Linked DNA regions of Mus musculus: all the other regions are linked to region 1. The links are chromatin loops, found by intact Hi-C in ENCODE. Cell type or tissue: heart. All regions are shown on one strand. Region 1 holds the start of Bzw1 (basic leucine zipper and W2 domains 1). Region 2 holds the start of Ppil3 (peptidylprolyl isomerase (cyclophilin)-like 3). Region 3 holds the start of Tyw5 (tRNA-yW synthesizing protein 5). Region 4 overlaps Aox2 (aldehyde oxidase 2).

Region 1 (2,500 bases):
CCTTGCAAGGCGTGGTGACAGGCCGAGGTCAGACTTGCCCTCAGCACACCGCATCGCAGAGCAGGGAGGCCGGGCTGCAGTCCTCACCCAGGCAGAACCCTACAGACGCCCCGGCCTCTGCGCCCGCCGCCCAGCATTCCCCCTACCCCCGGGCTCCAGCTTCCGGAGGAGGGGTCTGGGCTGGACCGGGACGGACTGGTCCAACTCGCGGCCGTTGAGGGGCCGCTTCCCACTCCCATCCCCGCCCGGAGAGGGGGAGGCCGGCCGCTGCGGCGGAGGAAGGGGGACGGGCTACCCTGGTACAAGAGTCAGGGCAGCCTGGGGCTTTAGGGTGGGACAGAGACGCCTACCACCGCGGTGTTAGCCGGTGCCCCCGAGCTGCAACCCCGCGGCCTTCGGCAGGGGGGAGTGCGAACTGGCGCAGGGTAGAAATCTCGCGATAGCAGGCCTCCGGGGCGGGGGTGGCGCCTCTTCCTCCCCTCCTGCTCGCGTTAGTTCCGGTCGCAGAGGAGACAGCGCCGCAGTTGCCGCCAGCTCGGGGATTTCTGGCTCTTTTCTCTTCGCCTTAAATTCGGTGAGGCGAGCGCGGCGCAGCGCCGGGGAAGAGCGGCGCGCCGTGGCCCGGAGGAGGAGGAGGGTGGCGGCGCGGTTCGGAGGGGCCGGCGGGACCCGGGGCCTGGATCCGTGGCCCGGGCCGCCGCTCTGGAGGGCGGGCGAGGCCGCGGGGCGCCGGGGTGGCGGCGCGCCCCCGTGTGCGCCCCGGCCGGCCTGGGTAACAAAGCCGCCGCGGCCTCTGTTGGGTGATGTACGCGTGGGGAGTTCGGCGGGCGGGGCGCAGCCGCCGCCACCACCGCCGCGGCCGCCGCCTCCGCCGCTGCTTTCGCGGGAGGGCGGGCGGATGTACGGGGCGGCGGGGGCCCCGGCGCGCAGCGCCTCGGCGCCTGTGGTCCGCTCGGCGCGGCGGCCACCACCGCAGGCGACAGGGTCGGTGGAGAAGGGCCTGCGGCGCTCCGGGGCCCGCCGCCCGAGCCCCGAGAGGCGGGAGGCACGGGAAAGGGTGTGGATGTGGAGACACGTGCCCGGGGAGGAGGAGGCGGCTGGGGCTGTAGCGTTTGCGGCCAGCTCTCAGTTTTGCATCTTGGAAGGGTGCAAGCGGGCTCTGCGGCTCTCGGCGCCACTTTGGAATGAGGGCAGCGCTGATGCGGTTCAGGGCCTTTGACAGATAGCTCGTGACCGCGACAGTCCTCTAAGTTCGGGTTACTTAGAAAAAGTGGGAGATGCAAAGAACGGTGTAGGAGAGACTGAGTAGTTAGGTTTGTGGTAGGCCATTTGCCACCAGACAGGGTGATAGTAAAATGCTTTATCAAGGTGTAGTTCCAGCACTTACATCAAGGGGTTCCTGGAGAGGGAAACTTACCTGCACCCTCTCTATTGCCTGTTAACTGAAAGCGTCTTGGGCTTGCTTTAATTGTAATTTTGATTTAAGGTTTGATACTTGGTTTAAGAAGTTAATATTACTGGCACGGGTGTTTTTAAGGCCTTCTTTCTCCTTTTTCTAGGGTGTCTTTTATGAATAATCAAAAGCAGCAAAAACCAACGCTATCAGGCCAGCGTTTTAAAACCAGAAAAAGAGGTAACTATTTATTTGTAACTCACCCTCAAGCTTTCAGACATATCTTGGTTTCTCTCACAGTCAGGTAGCTGCATGTTACTAACCCGAAAATAATAGAAACTTGATTTTCTCTTTAACTTCTATTTCAGATTAACTGCTCCCTTAGTGTTTCTCTGCTTTCTCAAATTTCTTTCTTTCTTTTCTTTTCTTTTCTTTTTTTTTTTTTAGTGGCTAAAACCTGTGACTTTAAGCTCATAGTTTAAAGAAGAATTTGAACAAAGAGGGCTAATAGAAGGGGGGGGGCACTCCTAAAGTCCCTGATTTCACCTAGACTTTGTGGAGATATGTGAAAGTGACTCATTTATAGAGTGTCTCACATGGCATAGGTCTGGGAAAAGAGTGTGGGTAGAAATCAGATTTCAACTTAAAGAATTATAGAATGAGATTCACATTAATTTTTTTTTTTTTTAAGGTTTAGCAGAGTCTTAGATTGTAGCTCAGGATGGCCTCCAAATGCTAGGATTAAAGGCCTGAGCTCCTGGCAATCTGGGGATTGAATCTAGTACTCCTATCAGAGGCTCGCAGATCTCCTCTGAGTTTCAGGATAGCCAGGACTACACAAAGAAACCCTGTCTTTAAAAAACCAACACCAACAAAAGTTTTTTGTTTTTTTTTCGAGATTCTCTGTATAGCCCTGGATGTCCTGGAACTCACTTTGTAGACCAGGCTGTCCTTGAACTCAGAAATGAATTCTGCCTGCTTCTGCATCCCAAGTGCTGGGATTAAAGGTGTGCACTGCCACCACCACCCAGCAACAAAAAAAAGTTTAAATGGTATTCTTTGAAAACTGGCATTGGCCGGGCATGGTGGCATACATCTTTAATTCTT
Region 2 (2,500 bases), 51 kb after region 1:
CACAAGAGACAGCTATATCAGGGTCCTTTCAGCAAAATCTTGCTAGTGTATGCATGTGCCTGTCTTCTTACAACAGTGTCCCGCAGTGAGTGGGCCAGGGTGGAGGTGAGTGGGGTGCTTCAGTGGACACAGGAGCTACACTCCCTGCTATTCTACCTGTGCTGCTCATCTCTGCGGGGAAAGGGCACACTGTTTGCTCGTTTATTTCCTTTTGTGTCTTTTAATGAAAGGTCTGAGACTGCGACGGCCTATAGAGGCTGGGAGCAAGGTTACCTCCTGAGTGCTGGGACCACACCAGCAGGGTAACGTTGTAATGATCATGTCCACTTGTTTATTCTACTTTGTTCCCTCTATACTGGTACACACAGTCTCTCCCTCGCCACATCCCCTCCCTTCCCCTCTCCTTCCTTATCCTAGGAACGCACTCTGCCACTGAGCTACACACTCACTATCCTGTCTGACTTCCTCCAAAAAAATATTCATTAAAAATTAAAAAACAGCCAGTCGTGGAGGCACATGCCTTTAATCCTAGCACTTGGGAGGCAGAGACAGGCGGATTTCTGAGTTTGAGGCCAGCCTGGTCTACAGAGTGAGTTCCACGACAGCAAGGGCTACACAGAGAAACCCTGTCTCAAAAAACCAAAACACACACACACACACACACACACACACACACACACAAATTAAAAACCATGTAATGGGCGGCTGAGAGGGCAGGCTTGGCAGGTACCAGGACTTGTTGCTTTTGCAGCAGGGCCTGTTCAGTTCCCAGCACCCACATCTGCTTGTGTCTCCAGCTCCAGGGAACCCAAAGGGGTTAGAAACAAGCAACCAACCACCCAGTTAGAATAATTCTATGATACATACTCACCATTTTCCTTCTTGATGGTTCTAGGAAGCACTGTTTAATTTTTCAAATCTCCTACAAGAGAGAGGAATTAGTTCACTTTACCCTATCAAGTTCCCACCATACTTGTTCATCTTTATGGTAGATTTACAACGAAAAGCTTAGACTAGCATCCTCTAAATGAAAATCCTATCATAAAAGTGTTGATCCTACCCAATGCAACAAGCCACCCCAGTGCGCACTTACTTTACTCATTTTCTTCAAGGCTTTCTGCAAGGGAGGCATAGCCCCACCTCCAGGTCTAGTGCTCTAGATAGGCACTTGGAGCTCCCTTTACCCGGGACACCTACTTTACTTAAGACGTCTGTACAATACATTTCTATACTTCACACTTTTGTTTTGTTTTTTCCCAAACGCCACATCTTGCTAACTTATCAATCGTATTTAAAAGTCCCAGGAATACCATCTCCAGCCCGAGAGTTCACCACGAGGATCCCAAGAAATAAATTTGCACCAACGTGGGGCGCAGCAGGCGTTTGAGTGCACGGAGAAAAGGATAAAAGCCTTTCCCCCACACTCACCCACTGCGCTCAGCACCACTGCTGCGGGAACGGAAAAGCCTCAACTACAAGGGCCGGCATGCCTGCGGGTTCCAAAGGCGTGTCTGTGCGCCACAGAAGTGAAGCCCGGAGCCCTCCGCAGGGGACGCCCTACTCTCCCGTCAGTCTCTCCTCATCACACCGACTAGGACTCGGAGGACCACGCACCTCACCCCTCGGCCCCTGAGAGCTCTACCCACAACCTCACTAAGAAGCAGAACCCGCTGTCGCCCAGCAACTTCATACAGCGGCCTGGAGTGGGAAGCAGAACGCACAGGACCAATTCCGCCCAACTTCACACAGCGGCCTGGAGTCGGAAGCAGAACGCACAGGACAACTTCCGCCCAACTTCACACAGCGGCCTGGAGTCGGAAGCAGAACGCACAGGACCACTTCTGCCCAACTCTTTCCACAAAGCCAGGAGCTTCAGAGCAGAGCGGAAGTGATACACTGAAAGAGCTTCTGCGACTGGTGAGTTGTGAACCACTGAAGGGCTCGCGGGGGCTGTCTGTTCTTCTCGCTGGAGGTGCACATCGGGCTGGCTGTGGTGACTGCAGAGGGCCGGGGGAACATGAATATAGAAGGAGAGGTTGCAGATGAAAACTGCCTTGCTGCAGGAGGGGTGAGGGTGCTGACTCCAGGAATAAAGGCTATGCCACGCGGCCCTTGATTATTCTGGAAAAGGTCTTGAGCCATGCGTAAATGAAAGAAAAACCACACGCAAGTGCAAAGAGAGCTCTCGTGTAATTGAAAAATAGCAAGTGGCTGTTCAGAGGGCTAAAGATCATGTAGATTGACAATGGATATTCCCATCTCTCCATTGTACGGCAGCTCCAGCCCATTCAAATAATGCTTTAAATGTGTCTGTACTGTGAGCACATTGTCCGAGAAAAACACCGGGACGTGGTCGTGTCATCTCACAATAGAAGTTTATTGTATAACAAGAAAGCCACAAGTTACATCAGTCTCGTTGGTAGCTTGTTACAGGATGTTTGGTCACACTGTGAACCCCCGAGATTGTGTTATTTACCGATGGTGGGTGGGAGGAACCTTT
Region 3 (2,500 bases), 990 kb before region 1:
GACTTGCTCTGTAGATCAGGTTGGCCTGGAACTCAGAGATCTGCCTGCCTCTGCCTCCTGAATGTTGGGATTAAAAGCATGTGCCACCACTGACCTGTAAAAAAAGACACATCTTAACCTCCTTGTGCAATGTTAGTGAACCATGGTTTTACCTGATCAAACTATAGTATTAGCCCAAAGCATCTCTCTTGAAACATGAACTACAACTTCTTAGTAAACTTAAACTCTGCCTTATATTGACTCAATTAGAAATTCTTCTAGGGTCATCAGTAATCCTGTCTTCTCAAAGGAACACTTCAGGCTGCTCCAGCAGCATAGCGTAGCTGTAGCTACAGATCCTATCTTACTACCACTAATATACTTCAGAGACTTTTTCCCTTAGAATAATCGCCAGAATCCTTACTCTGTTATTCTGATACTTGGACTTTCTTGAAAAGTCCTGAGAGCAAACTTATTTTCTTTTCTTAAATCTAACTGCTTTCTGCTACTTCTTTCTTTAAAAACTAAAGGGAGCCGGGCGGTGGTGGCGCACGCCTTTAGTCTCAGCACTTCGGAGGCTGAGGCAGGCGGATTTATGAGTTCGAGGCCAGCCTTGTCTACAGAGTGAGTTCCAGGACAGCAAGAGCTATACAGTGAAACCCTGTCTCGGAAAAAACAAAACAACAAAACAAAACTAAAGGGCTTAATCCTTAATTATGATTCTGGCTTAAATCAAGGAATGACTTGTACCAGAGGAAACCTACGAGACGATTTCCATTGGTTTCCCTGTTGCAATCCTTCATTAGACTGAAATATCGAGTTTCAAAAATCTAATATCTCGAAATACTCCAGGGGCTGTTAGGACCAAGCAAGAGAAGGGCGAGGGATCCTGAACTAGACTTTAGGAAAAACTCCATAGAAAGGGAGCACGTGAGGTCAGAAAGCCACACGCGCGACCTCTCAGTGAGCTTCGTGCCACCCAGCTTTCTCCGGTCATCCTGCTCCCCAAAAATGTGGGGCCGTTTCTCTCCGGGGCTTTGAATTCCCGAGCAGGGCTACAGGTCCCTTCCGCTCACTCCCTTGACAGCAGAGCGCCTTCTCTTCCCCCGAACAATCTCTGGGTTGCAGGAGAGCAGATGGGCCGCCAGAAGGTACCGGGGTGTCTCCCCTGCCTTTCCGCGGCGGGCCTCCTCACCTGTGGATAAAGATGCTCCATGAACTGCTCCCGGGAGACGCCCCGCAGCCGGGGTACCGGAAGACGCTGCTCAGCCATGGTGAAATTCACAGGCCTGGGAATTTGGACGAGTTCTTCCACGCGTGATTTCCCCTGGAAACACTACTCCGGAAGAAATGGTCCGCGTAGGTGACTGACCCCAGAGGGCGGCGGCTGGTTCGAAGTGCGCACGGCGGGGAGCCCGAGGGCTTCGGCCTGGGCTGAGGGCTAACACAGCCGAAATGAGAGGACTCACCCGAGGCGGCGGCAGCGAGGCGGCCTTGGCTCCACTTCTCCAACCCCGGCGAGCTGGTTTCCCTCCGGCCTGCTTTCAGTACTGCACAGGCATGCAGAGGTGAAAGGTCACAAACATGGCGCTGGCCGCCCGTCTCCTACCTCTGCCCCTGCTTTCCCGGCCGCTGCCCGGCCCGGTCACCCGACTCCGGACTCTCGGTAGCACCGAGGTGAGGCTGACGCTGACTGAAATTTGCTGCCTGTGCCGCCGTCGCCTGGGCTCAAGCGCGGCTCCGATCCCTCGCTACACTCGGGCCTGGACAAGCCCTGCGTTGCGTTCCTGGAGCTCCCGAAGATCCCTTCTCGGCCGGGTAGAACATCCTCCAGCCCTCGCTTCTTTACCCGCTAGTCCCAGCCGCAGCTACAGCACCGAGGAGCAGCCCCAGCAACGCCAGAGAACCAGAATGATCATTCTGGGATTTTCCAATCCCATCAACTGGGTCCGGACTCGAATTTACGCCTTCCTTATTTGGGCCTATTTCGACAAAGAGTTCAGTATCGCTGAGTTCTCTGAAGGGGCGAAGCAGGTTTGTTTGCTCCCCTAACTGACCTCTCTGCCTCGTGCATTCAGCGTTTCCGTGATCAAGTGTTTAGCCATGAAGTTTCTTCATTGCGACCCGTGGTATCCAACGATGGTAGTGACCTAGACACTGAATCTTTCGGCCACTTCAGGACTTTAATAAGCTTCTAAGTGTGTTCGCATGGTCGTCAGGGAGGAGGGGTTCATTCAAGAAACTAGGATGAAGGCCTAAGTTCAAAGCCTGTTTGTCAGTGCCACTCTAAAATTAGTTAATCCTTTGGGTATGATTTTTCCAGAATTAGAAGATTAGAGAAGACAGTGCCTGGCACACATAGTAGGCACTTCATAAGTATTTGTTAAGTAAATCGAATGGAGTAAGTTATGGTGAGGAATAAGATAACACTGCCAAAGTAATAACATATCATTTCAGGTACAAAGGCAGTTTCCTACCAGCTGTTTGACAGATCTGAATTGCCTTCTGCATTCTCTACCTA
Region 4 (2,500 bases), 98 kb before region 1:
CATGGGTTCTACTCCATTATATGAGCACGGAAAGATTTGCCCCTCCAGTCTGTTAAAATAGCTCCAGCTATTTCCAGGGCCCCCAGGTTTTATAAATGTCTTTTTATTTCCATGCTGTGGATCAAACCTAGAGCCTCACACATGATCAGCAGGTGCTTGACACCGAGTCATATGAACATTCTCTATTTTGGTTTGGTTTGGTTTTTTGGGGTGTTTTGTGTGTGTGTGTGTGTTTTGTTTTTGTTTGTTGTTTTGGTTTGGTCTTTTGTTGTTTGTTGTTGTTGTTGTTTTGCTTATTTTGAGGCAGTCAAAAAAGTGTTGTCACTTTGACCAGCCTGGAACTCACTATGCAGGCCAGTCTGGTCTTGAACTCACAGAGTTCAAATTCAGCTGGCTCTGCCCCTGAGTGCCGAGATCAAAGGCATGCACCACTACTCTCAGCCACAAACATTCTTAGAAGTATTTCCAGGTTCTTTGGCCAAGCACTGGCCAGTCTTATGTGTAAGGGAGTTTGAGGAGCCTCTCACGGTTTTATTTCCTATTGGTCTACATAGCAGGAGTACAAGTCAGGGAATGCATACATTGGGCAGAGGAGTATATATATATGGTCATTGCTTTCACTTCCATACATATTTATTATCAAAGTTTAAGCTTTGTGTCTGAATGTTTTTATGAGAAATGTTCAATGTAAAAGAAAGGGCATTTTTTTCTCTCTCTCTAAAATGTATTTTTTTCCTTCAGGACCAGCCATGAAGTCTCAAGGACACTTTTACCCTGTCCTCCTGTCTCCTGCTAGAATTCCTGATCTAAGAATGGTGACTAAAACCAGTGGAGGTAAGTTCCAGCCCTGCTAGGAAGTAGTGAATGGCTAACCTCGGCAGATCACCCTCAGGTACCTATCTTATTAGCTCCGGCCCATACTGCATTCTTTTTCTGAAGTGAAAGTGTGTCTCCTCTGCAAACCTCATGGCCAAAGTCAAGGTTGTAGCCAGAGACCCTCCATACTCTTTGGCCAAGCACTGGCCAGTCTTCCCGCTTTCTGACTTTTCTCTGATACCAAGTATCAGTAAAGTCAGTAATGAAAATAGGTTGTTCCATAGGAAAGGGTCACTTTTCCTCAGCCCTCCTGTCTCTGGGGCCCTTATATGAGGCACAATTCAAAATCCTCAACATAGCTTAATCTTTCCCCTATAGATGAAGAACCTGCGGTGCAAAAAGAAAATGTGCTCGCCCAAGGGCATCAGGTTACAAGGTCACCAGCTCACAGTTCAGAAGCCCCACTGCCTTTTCACATTAACTGCCCAGCTTGGTCCCTCCGCCAAAGGAAGCCAGCCAGGCTCTGAAGTCTGTGCAACTTGTGGCCAATGACTCGCTTAAAGCTAAGGCGTGAGCACCCTCTAGTGGTCCTCAGGAAACTTCCTGTGGCCAGCAGTGTGAGCACCACTGGGGTGTCTGGAACCAGCTGTGCTCACGGCAGCACCCTCAGGAGTCATATATCTCTACAACAGTCCCACCTTTGATGTAAAGGTCTCTTTAAACTACACGTTCATTCATATATCCACAGTTGGCTCAGCCTAATTTTCTTTTAAAGGCATTAATATGAAGTGTCCCAAAGTCACTGCTGATGGGCCCATGAGGCATAGAGTCAAAGTTTAAAACCATATAGAAACACTGAGGAGGTAATGTGAACAATGGAAGCACCACAACAAAGGCCCAGATGGCCTGTCTGGCCTCGGTCAGAGTATGAACTCCCGTGAGGACAGAGCTATATAGAACAGGGAGCTGGCATTTTGGAGCCCCGCTAGAGGGTTGAGCTGCATGGGGTTGTTTTGTTGTTGTTGTTGTTGTTGCTGCTGCTGCTGCTGCTGCTGCTGCTGTCTGTGTCAAAACCAGAAGCAGGATCAGGGTATGGTGGCTCCTGCCCTCATGCCTGGAATCCCAACAACGTGGAAGGATGGAGAGGGAGGATCAGAATTCAAGGTCAGCCTTGGCAACAAGAGACTGACTGTCTCAAAAACAGAAAGCAACAAAAAGCCAAAAGAGGCAGTGATGATCCACTCTGGTCTCTGTATTTCTGGCTTAAATAACAGCAGTAAGATGTTTATACGATGTTGTGTCTGGTTTGTTTTTCCCTAAAGAGAGCCAGGGTCTTCTCGGGACAATGAATCATTTGACAGAGAACAAGGTTAGCTCTACTGGGCTCCTGCAGAGATACAGCAGGCATTTAGGGTTTGAGTATTTGTTGTTGGTTTTTTTTATTATTATTTCATGTGCATTGATGTTTTGCTGCGTATATGCCTGTGTGAGGGTACAAGATCCCCTGGAATTGGAGGTACAGACAGTTGTGAGCTACCACGTGGTTGCTGAAAATTCAACCCAGATTCTCTGGTAGAGCAGCCACTGCTCTTAACCACTGACATCTCTCCAGCCCTTGGGTTTGAGTTTTAGTTTGCGGTTGGGAAGATTATTTGGCTTGGTTTGGTTGGTTTGGTTTGGTTTG

The links. Peaks named below come from ENCODE experiments on the same cell type or tissue, not always from the same donor. Only the 100,000 strongest peaks of a DNase experiment are listed, where the experiment ranks them.
Region 2: it touches region 1 in a loop (10-fold over the local background); 2 of 42 quality-filtered maps call a loop at or near these places.
Region 3: it touches region 1 in a loop (5-fold over the local background); 7 of 42 quality-filtered maps call a loop at or near these places.
Region 4: it touches region 1 in a loop (3-fold over the local background); 12 of 42 quality-filtered maps call a loop at or near these places.

What each region holds. Positions count from the first base shown.
Region 1 is chr1:58,392,643-58,395,142 of GRCm38, forward strand. It overlaps Bzw1 (basic leucine zipper and W2 domains 1), which reads left to right and starts at 256. Exons shown (of 12, transcript NM_025824.4): 1 at 256-574; 2 at 1,560-1,633. The coding sequence starts at 1,570. In heart, a CTCF peak has its summit at 1,420; DNase peaks (open chromatin) are centred at 159, 449 and 1,009; H3K4me3 peaks cover 1,951 bases; H3K27ac peaks cover 1,508 bases.
Region 2 is chr1:58,443,718-58,446,217 of GRCm38, forward strand. It overlaps Ppil3 (peptidylprolyl isomerase (cyclophilin)-like 3), which reads right to left and starts at 1,769. Exons shown (of 7, transcript NM_001285827.1): 1 at 1,429-1,769; 2 at 872-922. The coding sequence starts at 874. Nif3l1 (Ngg1 interacting factor 3-like 1 (S. pombe)) reads left to right here and starts at 1,434. Exons shown (of 7, transcript NM_022988.3): 1 at 1,434-1,917. In heart, a CTCF peak has its summit at 1,537; a DNase peak (open chromatin) is centred at 1,734; H3K4me3 peaks cover 1,852 bases; H3K27ac peaks cover 1,554 bases.
Region 3 is chr1:57,405,210-57,407,709 of GRCm38, forward strand. It overlaps Tyw5 (tRNA-yW synthesizing protein 5), which reads right to left and starts at 1,465. Exons shown (of 8, transcript NM_001037742.2): 1 at 1,175-1,465. The coding sequence starts at 1,252. Maip1 (matrix AAA peptidase interacting protein 1) reads left to right here and starts at 1,057. Exons shown (of 5, transcript NM_001081181.3): 1 at 1,057-2,013. The coding sequence starts at 1,564. In heart, no CTCF peak of the experiment used is centred here; DNase peaks (open chromatin) are centred at 1,272 and 1,552; H3K4me3 peaks cover 2,454 bases; H3K27ac peaks cover 1,906 bases.
Region 4 is chr1:58,295,122-58,297,621 of GRCm38, forward strand. Aox2 (aldehyde oxidase 2) reads left to right here. Exons shown (of 36, transcript NM_001008419.2): 10 at 742-834. The region is part of intron 2 of Gm15759 (a long non-coding RNA gene); the gene reads right to left. Among named protein-coding and RNA genes, the nearest start is that of Aox2, 18 kb to the left of the region's middle. In heart, a CTCF peak has its summit at 1,408 (motif pointing left); a DNase peak (open chromatin) is centred at 1,400.